Regions from separate parts of the Homo sapiens genome. Here region 1 is linked to region 2. A link is a contact called in ENCODE Hi-C or POLR2A ChIA-PET data. All regions are on one chromosome and are shown on one strand. The core of a region is the stretch at or near the end of the contact, and the rest is flanking DNA. Distances in the headings are between cores, read along the strand shown. Region 1 overlaps POT1-AS1 (POT1 antisense RNA 1). Region 2 holds the start of POT1 (protection of telomeres 1).

Region 1 (5,397 bases), core at 1,009-3,508, 130 kb before region 2:
ATACTGAGATAGCTGTAAAATCATTATTTCTCGGAATGTCTCTGAAGATGTTTCCGGAAGAGATTCATTTTTAAATCAGTGGACTGAGTAAGGAAGATCCACCCTCACCCAACATGAGCAAGCACCATCCATTCCACTTGGCTGAGGGCTGGAATAGAACAAAAAGGGCAAAGAAAAAGCAAATTCTCTCTCTTCTCTCTGTCTCCTCTCTCTCTGTCTCTTCTCTCTCTCTCTTCTCTCTCTCTCTCTCTCCTCTCTCTCTCTCTCTCTCTCCTCTCTCTCTCTCTCTCTCTCTCTCTCTCTCTCTCTCGTTCTCTCTCCTGGAGCTGGGACACTCTTTTTTTCCTGCCTTTGGACCTCAGAACTCCAGGTTCTCCATCCGTTGAACTCTGGAACTGGCACCAATGGTCTCCCAGGTTCTCAGGCCTTCAGCTTCAGCCTGAGAGCTACACCTTTTGCTTTCCTGATTTTGAGGCTTCTGAACTTGGACTTGCCCAAGCCACCATCTTCCCTAGATCTCCAGTTTATTTATTATGGGACTTCTCAGCCTCCATAATCACCTAAGTAAATTCCCCTAATAAATCCCCTCTCCTACATCTCTATCTCTACCTGTCTATCTGTAAAATGAGGTGGCTAAGAAAAAGGGACTTCTTCAAAGAAATGTTCTATTAAACAGGGTTCTCCAGAGAGACAGAACCAATAATATATAAGATATAAACAATATATAAGGTCACAATATATATTATTAGTTCTGTCTCTCTGAAGAACCCTAATAAAACATCTTCTTCAAGAAGTCCCACCTCATCTTCTTATATTTATGGAAGTTTAATTGTAAAAATAGCCCCAATTCTCTACCTTTTTCTCTGTCCACATCTTTCGTCCTGTGACTTTTCAGCTTCTTCCTTCATGAGGTAGAGAATTTGGCCATCCAAACCTCAGCCTCAATAACCTTGCCCACTTCCTCATACTCTTTCTTGGAAGAGAACCAGTCCAGGATGGATTAGCTGAAGGTTGAGAGAACATGCGAATCAGAGACAAGATGACCCAAATGAAATAGTCCTAAAGAATCCTGTTCCCAGCAATAGAAATGCGTTCTGCCAAGACTAGGTCACCAAATCAAGGACTGGTAAGCAAAAACATCTATTGCTGTATGTCACTGAATGTTTTAGTTGTTTGTTAGACAGCATTATCCTGACAATAGATAATTGGCCATTCTCTACGTAATATAAGAAACTGAGCACATCTTTAATGAAAGGACTGAGGATGAAGACTTGAAAAACATCAAAAGAAAAAAAAATAAAACAACAAGTTACCATTTGAGCACTTACTAAGTACCAAATAGTAAGCTAAATAATGTAGATACAATACCCCCCCACACACATATGTAATCCCATTTAATTTTTTAAAAAAATCTTTAGAGAAACTGATCAGAAGAAAACAAAGCTGAGGGAATTTAAGTAACATCTAACTTATCACTGTGATTTGTGCTCAGTTTTATCTGACTCCAAAGTTTTGTTTCAACTCCTCAGAGTTACTGTCTTTCAATACAGATTTATTCATAACTTGAAAAGCCTCTGCATTTCTTAACTATAACTTGATTAACAGATAGTTTGGTCAATGACTTAGATATAGTTTCTAGAGTAATCATGAATTATTACCCCAAACTGGTTTTGGCTTCATCTGTTAGAAACTAGGAATCAAAACTAGTCTAGATAAAATAAATAAGACACTTTCTAATAATAATATATCCATTTAGAAATAATTAACAAACTAGTAAATTCTAAAGAAATTTCAAATCACATATACAATCTGAGGACAATTGAGAACTAACTTATTTAATTAGTAATACTAGAAGGAATGGGTCGAATTAAGGGAAGGGATATTTCATTGTTCTGTTTTCAGAGTCTTTAGAGAGCAAATTCTCTTTTCTAAAAGCCTAGTGTAATATAATTTTGTAGAAATTATTCGATGAGATAAAAAATAATGTAAACAGTTGTCAAAAAAACGAATGTACTTCTTTTTCGAAAAGATTATCTTGAAATTTTATGGGCATAGGAATATTACTATGCAGTGTTCCTAGGAGAATTCGTGTCCAATTTAAAGGAAAATTGTCATCAGCTTTACTGAATAAAATTTCCCCGTGCTGCTTACTCCCCAAAGAAAAGGAGAAGTCTGTTTTTCTGTTCTAGAAGCTGCCAGTCATGCTGCAGTGAACATGAGCCATCATATGAGTCACTTTCTTTCAGCCCTAATCTCTTTTCACAGTGACAAATGAATCACAGAAATCAATCTCAACTCTGACTCTAAAAAATTTTCTGAGGGATTTTTATCTGAAGAGAGTCAAGACAGGCAACCTAAAATTTCACTTTAGGAGACAAACAAAATGAGTGTGAGCTCAAGCTTGGAGCCAGGTGTGTCTTGAAAGGGTTTTGGAGTTCTGTTTGGCATAGTGGAGAGTGCTCAGGCTCTGGAGACAGAATGGATCTAAATCCAAATCCTGTCCCATGGCCTATTAGCTGTGTGAGTGGGTAGATTAGTCAACCTCTGCAGGATTTAGTTTCTTCATTTATCAAAAAGTAAGGATAATAGTATCTACATGGTAAGATTTTTATCAGTCTTAAACAGCATATTTAGGCTTTTCTTAAAAAAACATTCTAACAAAAGCATTGATCAGAAATCAAACAGGCACTAATCCATCCCACAATTATTTTACATTATATTACTTAGTTCTATAAAATGTGGGGTTTTTTTTTTTTTGCTACTGCTTGCCTGAATATGTTGATTCAATCTCACTAATTAAGTGGCTATTTCTCAAAAGCATTGCTTTCTATTTACTTTTAAAAGCCTCCTTTAGTTCTGAATACTTTACAGATATTCTGCCCATAGAAGGAACTCAATAAACATAATGAGTAACGATCCAGCTATGTACTATAAAGAAAAGACTGTGCAGCCATAAAAAAGTATGAGTTCGTGTCCTTTGCAGGGACATGGATGAAGCTGGAAACCATCGTTATCAGCAAACTAACACAGGAACAGAAAACCAAACACCACATGTTCTCACTCATAAGTGGGAGCTGCACAATGAGAACATATGGACAAAAGGAGGGGAACATCACACACCAGGGCCTGCCAGGGAGGTGGAGGGCAAGGGGAGGGAGAGCATTAGGACAAATACCTAATGTATGCGGGGCTTAAAACCTAGATGACGGGTTGACGGGTGCAGCAAACCACTGTGGCACATGTATACCTATGTAACAAACCTGCACATTCTGCACATGTATCTCAGAACTTAAAGTAAAAGAAAAAAAAAGAGTGAACTGTTGCTCAACTATGTATTTGTATAGATTTGGAAGGCACTGAAAGGATCACATCAAAAATAAAACAAAGTAACATATGTACCAATGCTATTTCTGCTCATTAGTAAAGTTTTATACTATGTCCATGGTTCTTTCTTCCCCACAGAATCTAAACCATTGCTTCATGAACAAGTTCAAAACACATAATTTGTTTCCCAGTCATTAGTAAGAATTGGTAAGGTAATACTGAATACCTCAATTGAACTTTTGATGAATATTCTGGTCTGTCTACTTATTAGACACAATTACAGTCAGGTTAACAGGCCTTAGTGGTTGCTGAGCTCCTGTTGCTACTCATTAGAAAATTCTGGAGCCAGGGCAATGTAGAAGGAAAGGTGTTTATTAAGTTTCATTTTTTATGCTGAACAAAGTCCCATTATTAGCATGCATTGAGGCATTTCCCCTTATACTAAATTAACTGCCTTTTAAAAGACATCTATATTTAATGACATTAAATCAGTGGTTGAAGGGATGCTTGCAGGACTTCTGATGAAAGACTGTGTCTTGCTGTAAATAAAATGCAATGTAAACATGCCTCTGGGATGAATGTTAACTGACTATTTTTAAATATTAAAAAAAATAAATATACAAGCTATTTTGTGGCTAGTTACATGGAATCATCACAATTTTAAGTTTTGGTTTTGTTTTCTTTTGTTCCATTTTTTTCAGACCCAGCACAGAAGTTATTGGTGTGTATGTGTATGTTTTGTGTGAGCATATGACTTTAAAATTATTTCAAATTTGTTAGGTAGCTCTAGTTTTAAAAACCACTAATGAGCAGCTTTTTTTATACCCAAATTGTCTTATGACTTGAAAAGAAAAAAACAATAAAAATATGAGCAAAAAATGATACTTTTTATTCCTTTCACCTCCAAATGCATAACAAACTTTTCTTTTTAAGATATAGGCATATAAAATGAGCATATCATTAGACAGTTATTTGTCAAGCCTTAGGAGCTGCTTTTATTTTAATACTTCAACAATATTTATCTGTATTTCCTAGAACACTGAAAAGATTATACTTTATTAATATAGCACCATCTTCTGGCAAATATTAAGAAAAGCAGTTGGTTTTGTACCAAAAACGTATTGAAATCACTTAAAGAATTTAATGAAAAATTGATCGTTCATAACAAATGTATAGAATGGCTTTCTACAGGGCTTTCTTAACATTTTAATATTACATTAATTTGCTACTCATTAACCTTGACTTCTAACCTTTTCCGGGAAGTTTAAACACTGTCAAATTGCTACCGCATGGCATATATTCAATTAAACAAAATTGTAAGACAAAGCTTTGTATAATATATGTCTTTATAGATAATCTAGAACTTTAAATGTAAATATATATATTACATGCATTTATAAAAAACAAAATATATTTGGTTAATCATTTTAAAAAGTAGAACTATTTCTTCCACTGTATTTCAAGTAGAAATTCTATGAATAAGACCCAAAATATAGGAACTGGCCAACATTAACAGTAATAGAAAAATGATGATCAAAATGGATGAATTTTCTAAATACATCTCATTAAAAGTTAAATGCAAACAAAATTTAACAAAAGTTTTCAGTATATATGAAAGAAAAAGTAAAAGGGCTAATAACTCCAAAATATCATTATAATCATCGTCAATGACAAATGCTAACCTCCTTAATGTCAGTAGTTCTAATAAATCAATTAGAAAAAGATAGCGCCGGGCGCAGCGGCTCACGCCTGTAATCCTAGCACTTTGGGAGGCCAAGGCGGGCGGATCACGAAGTCAGGAGTTTGAGACCAGCCTGGACAACATGGTGAAACCCCGTCTGTACTAAATAATACAAAAATTAGCCGGGCGTGGCAGCGGGCGTCTGTAGTCCCAGCTACTTGGGAGGCTGAGGCAGGAGAATGGCGTGAACCCGGGAGGCGGAGCTTGCAGTGAGCCAAGATCGCGCCACTGAACTCCAGCCTGGGCGACAGAGACTCCGTCTCAAAAAAAAAAAAAAATTAAATAAATGAAAAAGATAGCTACAATAGAATGACACATAAATGAGATAAACA
Region 2 (4,906 bases), core at 1,179-3,678:
AACCTTTAAAAGTCATAACTTCTAATAACAATTACATTAATTGTTAGCCTTAGAGTAGCTTTTTTATGCTGCTTCAACAGGCATAGAACAATAGTAATGGATTGTTTTGGCATTAATATGTCTTCATTGCCTTATTCAGTTGATTCAATCTCTTTTTTTCCTCTCTTATTATCTTAAATTGTACTGTATATTCATGAGCAATTTTCTTCATTTGTGGAAATTAATTGCTAATGTGAGGGAAAGCATTACAGGCTCTGGAGCCTCTGCCACTAATTGGGAGATTATGCAGAAGAAATAAGATTGGAAGTTACTTGAACGTGTAGGAAGTGTTGTGTCCCACAGGAACTGAGAACAACCACTTTAACAAAATAAAAGGACTTACGTATACCTCTATTAGACATCTTCATCACATTCTACAGAACATGGATACTTACAGGCTAAACAGATTATGAGAAATTTTAAAAGATTCAGTTGGTAGAAGGTAAGAGGAAAACTAGGACCATGTTGTAGCACAAAGAATGTTTTCAAAAATATGAGACTAAAAATGTCCTTTTGGGTTAGCAATAAAGAGTTCTTCAGTGGTTTTTCTAAGGGCAGTTTAAGTGTAATGGGGTGGTGGGGGGCAGGGGTGGGATGGAGGGGTGGAAGTCAGAAGTAAGATAAACAGTTTTCCTCAGCATTTGTTCATTCAACAAATATTTAGTACCCACAGAGGAGTGTGAGACTGACTGGGCAACATAGTGAGAACTCGTCTCCACAAAATTTTTTTAAAAAATTAGCCGGGTGTGGTGGCCTGTGCCTGTAGTCCCAGCTACTTAGAAGGCTGAGGCCAGAGGATAGCTTGAGCCCAGGAGTTCCAGGCTGCAGCGAGCTATGATCTCGCCACTGCACTTCAGCCTGGGCGACAGAGCAAGAGCCTGGGAGAATGTGTTTAAATGGTGACGGGAAAGAATGAATAAAAGAAGGAAAGCTTAAAATACATTAAGAGAAAATATATTGATGATGATGGAAGGGAGATGAAATTGGTCAGGGTCCAAAGCCCATGTGGAGGGCTTCACATAAAAAGGAGGAATAGTATTTCTCAGCCGGATGCAGCCAGAGATGGAAGGAGGATAGCATCTAAACCTTCCCTATAGTTTTCCTCAAATGGACAGCTCCTGAGTTCATGCACTTGTCACCCCGGCTTCTGCGTGGGATATAACTACAGGGATGGGGAGGGGAAACAGGAGATGGGCTAATACTGAATGCTTCCTGTTGATTAAAAAGGCACTTCAAACATAGCTGGCTGGGCACAGTGGCTCATGTCTGTAATCCCAGCACTTTGGGAGGCCAAGGTGGGCGGATCACAAGGTCAGGAGTTCGAGACCAGCCTGGCCAAAATGGGAAACCCCGTCTCTACTAAACAAATACAAAAATTAGCCAGGCATGGTGGCCTGCGCCTGTAATCCCAGCTACTAGGGAGGCTGAGGCAGAAGAATTGCTTGAACCCGGGAGGTGGGGGTTGCAGTTAGCCGAGATTGCGCCATTGCACTCCAGCCTGGTGACAGAGCGAGATTCCGTCTCAAAAAAAAAAAAAAAGTTAGCTATATCCTCCTGCAAATATGTATATAAAGAAGATATTTTAGTTCAAATTAGCCTTGGAAATATTCATGTAATTCTTTATTACATTTAGTTTCACACTAGGATGATTTCACTTAAATGATTGAAGGCATATATCTGGAATTAGCAGAGAATTCATGTTTAACAATTTATCATTATAAATGATAAATTATAATATTTATCAATTATAAGTTATAATAAATATTAAATAAACTATAATAAACCTATAAAATAAATTATAATAAATATTAATTATACCACAAAATCATGGCCCTATAAAACAATGACAAGGTTAATCAAATCTGTCTGTAAATAGCAAGACTCAATGGTGGCATTATGCCAATGCCCGAAATTACTATAAAAACTCCCAAATAACATTGTTATCCTTGTAAATGCTTCCTTGTAAAGACTGCAGTAGGTGCCTATTTCTTGGAGGAAGAGAACTGGACATTAAAAGAAAGGCTCTGCCTACAGGAGCTTCGAATCTACCAAAGGGAAGCTCAAATCCCGCCCAGCGGACCCGCCCGCTTCCCCTAAGCTTGCCTCCCGCCACGAAAGCTGGAAAGTCACTGGGGGCGGAGCTAAGGGGAGCTGCGAGAATTCCGGGGGATGTGACCGGACTGGGCGGGGCCTGTACCTTGGCCCTGCGCTCCCGTTGACGTCGCATCCTGTCAGTATTTCGCCAAACCTCCAGGCGCCATCAGTGTGTGAACCGTTACGCAGCTGGTCCACCGCGGGCGGAGAACAAGCGACTATGCCCAGGGATCCTGCACGCATGCGTGGAGCTGAACCGTCAGCGTGCGTGTGACGTCACCTGCGCGCCCGCCTAAACTCTTCCTAGGGTTCTTTCTAGAGTACGGGTGAGTGAAATTTGTAAGGTTTGGTGTGTTCATTTGAGTGGGTGCCAGACGTAACGGGCCCGGGATTGAATTAGTTTAGATCAAAATTTGATGTAATTATCGCAGAGAAACGCTTTCTTACGAGTGTTTATCTCGAGCCTGCTGTGTTCAGCATCTTTCTTGGTGTTTTGGGAGAAGCAGACAGGAGTTAAGTCCAAGTCCCCGCCCTCACAGAGCTCAGGTGGCTTGGGGGAAGGTTGGTGCGCAAACATTAAAATTAGATATCGACACTAGTGAGTGTCCCCGTCAAGAGGTCTGTGAAATAAGGTTGAGCCTACGATGCAGAAGTTAATCTCAGTTCAGTAATTTTTGTTTCTTCATTTATTTAGCGGGTGAAGGGAGGGGGCCACAGAAACATGTTGGAGTACGATGCTTTTGGTGCACAGTTTGTCTATACAATATTACAGCTCCCGTGGGGGTTAAAAAAAAACACGATTTTTCAGCCTCCCTCTTCCCCAATAAATTTTACATTTTAAAGCACAATGTTAAAAGCGTTTGTTAGTGACGTTACAGATCTTAAAACTGGCTTTTTGGAGGTACTTTACGCAGCTAAGTAGAAAATGGTTAAGTTTCAGTTCCTTGGAAGAATGTTTTGTATTGATCTTTGCAATAAAATTGTAAAATAATCCATCCTCCTGTCACCCCCCAACCCCGAACCGTGTTAACTATAATAAGGAAAAGCATAACTAAGTCAAAGAGACTTAAAGCAAATTATTGACTTCATTTTGGGTAAAACACTGGTTTTGTATTTTCAGCAGCAAGTTGTCAGATTCCCTAGTTGAATTTGCTTTGGACATCAGTGTGAAGCAGAACTGATATGCCACTTGAATTAATAAAGGAAGTCAATGGGGTGCCTGAAGTTCAGCCGCTGAGTAAATTACATAAAGTAGATTTCGGATCCCTACAGCCAGGTTACAATTATAGCAAGAAATATATTCAGGTAAGAATTTCTATAACTCAGAATGCTTTTTCCTACTAAAAGGAATGCAGTTTTTAAGTGTTGAGTTTATTTATGAGAACTGGTTTAGGTATGGTTTTTATCTTTGTCATAACATTTGAGATTGAATATTTCAATAAGTTATTCTTATTCAGTACTTATTTAGCGAACAATTATCAAATTCGTGTGTGAAACATTGGAGTAAGTTTCTGAGGTACAAAGATGAATAAATATAGTCCCGGAACTAAAGATAATCACATTTCTGTGGGGTCTGACAGATCAATCACCTGATCTCCAATTAAAATTAATAGGTGTGATATTAGCATTGTGATGTGTGAACATGAGAGAGCTTTTGGTTCTGACAGATCACGAAAGTTGAGCTGGAACTTACGGGATAACAGACTGTGCTGTACCTTCCTTTGAGGTAAAAAGCAGTCCTTATGTGCATGTTGAGGAATTTGGATATTACTCTAAAAGCTATGGGAAGTCTTTAGTAGGTTTTAGCAGGAGAAAGACATGATTTACTTTGAGTTCAAAAAACTTTGCTCCTAGGTAGAGAATATATTGGCGAATGCAAGATTAGAGGAAAGATGTTTAGTTAAGAGGCAATTACAGTAATTTAGGTGAGAGTTGATGATGATCTGGGCCAGTGGCAGAGGGGATGATGGGAAGGATATTGAAAAAAGATAGTAATAATAATAACTAAAGTTAACATTCATTGCATTTTTTTCCATGCGTTAGGTAGTTTTTACGTATATTATTTAATCATCACAAAGACCTATGACATAGGTACTGTTATTAAAGACACTGTGTTTCAGAAAGGTTAAGCAATTTGCCTGAGATCATATTGATGATATGAAGTAGAGCAGGAATTTGAATATAGATGATTTCCTTTAGACCTGACAGGATAAAGAAGCAGAATCAGTAGGTCTTAGAGAACAATTAGACTAGAGTGGCAAAGAGAAATTCAGGAAACTTCTGTTTCTAATTCCTAGCCAACAAGGAGAAGAAAATAGGGGGTACATACTTAGGGAGAAACATGATAAGTTCAATTTTGGTCATATTTGAAAGGTCTTTAGAGGTATATAAATAGTAGTGTGCAGTAGGCAAGTGGATTGGGGAGTTTGAAGCCCAAAGGGACTCTCATTTAGATGGGTTTGAGCCAAAGCATAGAAGAGAAGAGAACCATGTTGAAGGAGTCAGTGAAAGAAAGTAGTATGAATAAGTAGCAGAGATGGTCTAGAGAAGGAGGAAGAAACTCAGGAGTCTTTGATACGTAAGAATGCAAGTTTCAATAACACTTGTATAGATTGTTGTCTAGTAGGCACTCTCCTAAATGCTTTGTATATGTAATCTCTTTGTATATGTTCTCTCCTAAGAACTCTAAGTATTATTCTCATTTTATAGCTGGAAAACAAACACAGGTTAAGTGATTTATTCAAGGTCTAATAGCCAGTAAGTGGCTGAGCAG

Evidence for each region. A loop is a pair of places that touch in the nucleus more often than their neighbours do. ChIA-PET counts read pairs that join two places held with the same protein, here RNA polymerase II (POLR2A). Pooled maps may share reads with other maps.
Region 1: a map of IMR-90 shows a loop between it and region 2 (14-fold over the local background). The contact joins the enhancer-like site here to the promoter of POT1 in region 2. A Hi-C loop is called at or near these places in 1 of 168 maps with a recorded cell type or tissue (IMR-90) and 4 of 50 pooled maps. POLR2A ChIA-PET finds 5 or more read pairs at or near these places in 1 of 52 experiments (WTC11).

What each region holds. Positions count from the first base shown.
Region 1 is chr7:125,059,057-125,064,453 of GRCh38, reverse strand. The region is part of intron 3 of POT1-AS1 (POT1 antisense RNA 1); the gene reads right to left. Among named protein-coding and RNA genes, the nearest start is that of LINC02830, 92 kb to the left of the region's middle. Within about 2 kb of position 2,258, at least 3 of the 41 ENCODE cell types and tissues checked have a DNase peak (open chromatin) inside an H3K27ac peak, as active enhancers do.
Region 2 is chr7:124,927,347-124,932,252 of GRCh38, reverse strand. It overlaps POT1 (protection of telomeres 1), which reads left to right and starts at 2,428. Exons shown (of 19, transcript NM_015450.3): 1 at 2,428-2,459; 2 at 3,254-3,438. POT1-AS1 (POT1 antisense RNA 1) reads right to left here and starts at 2,380. Exons shown (of 8, transcript NR_125719.1): 1 at 2,237-2,380. RefSeq lists enhancers at 2,144-2,438, 2,193-2,492.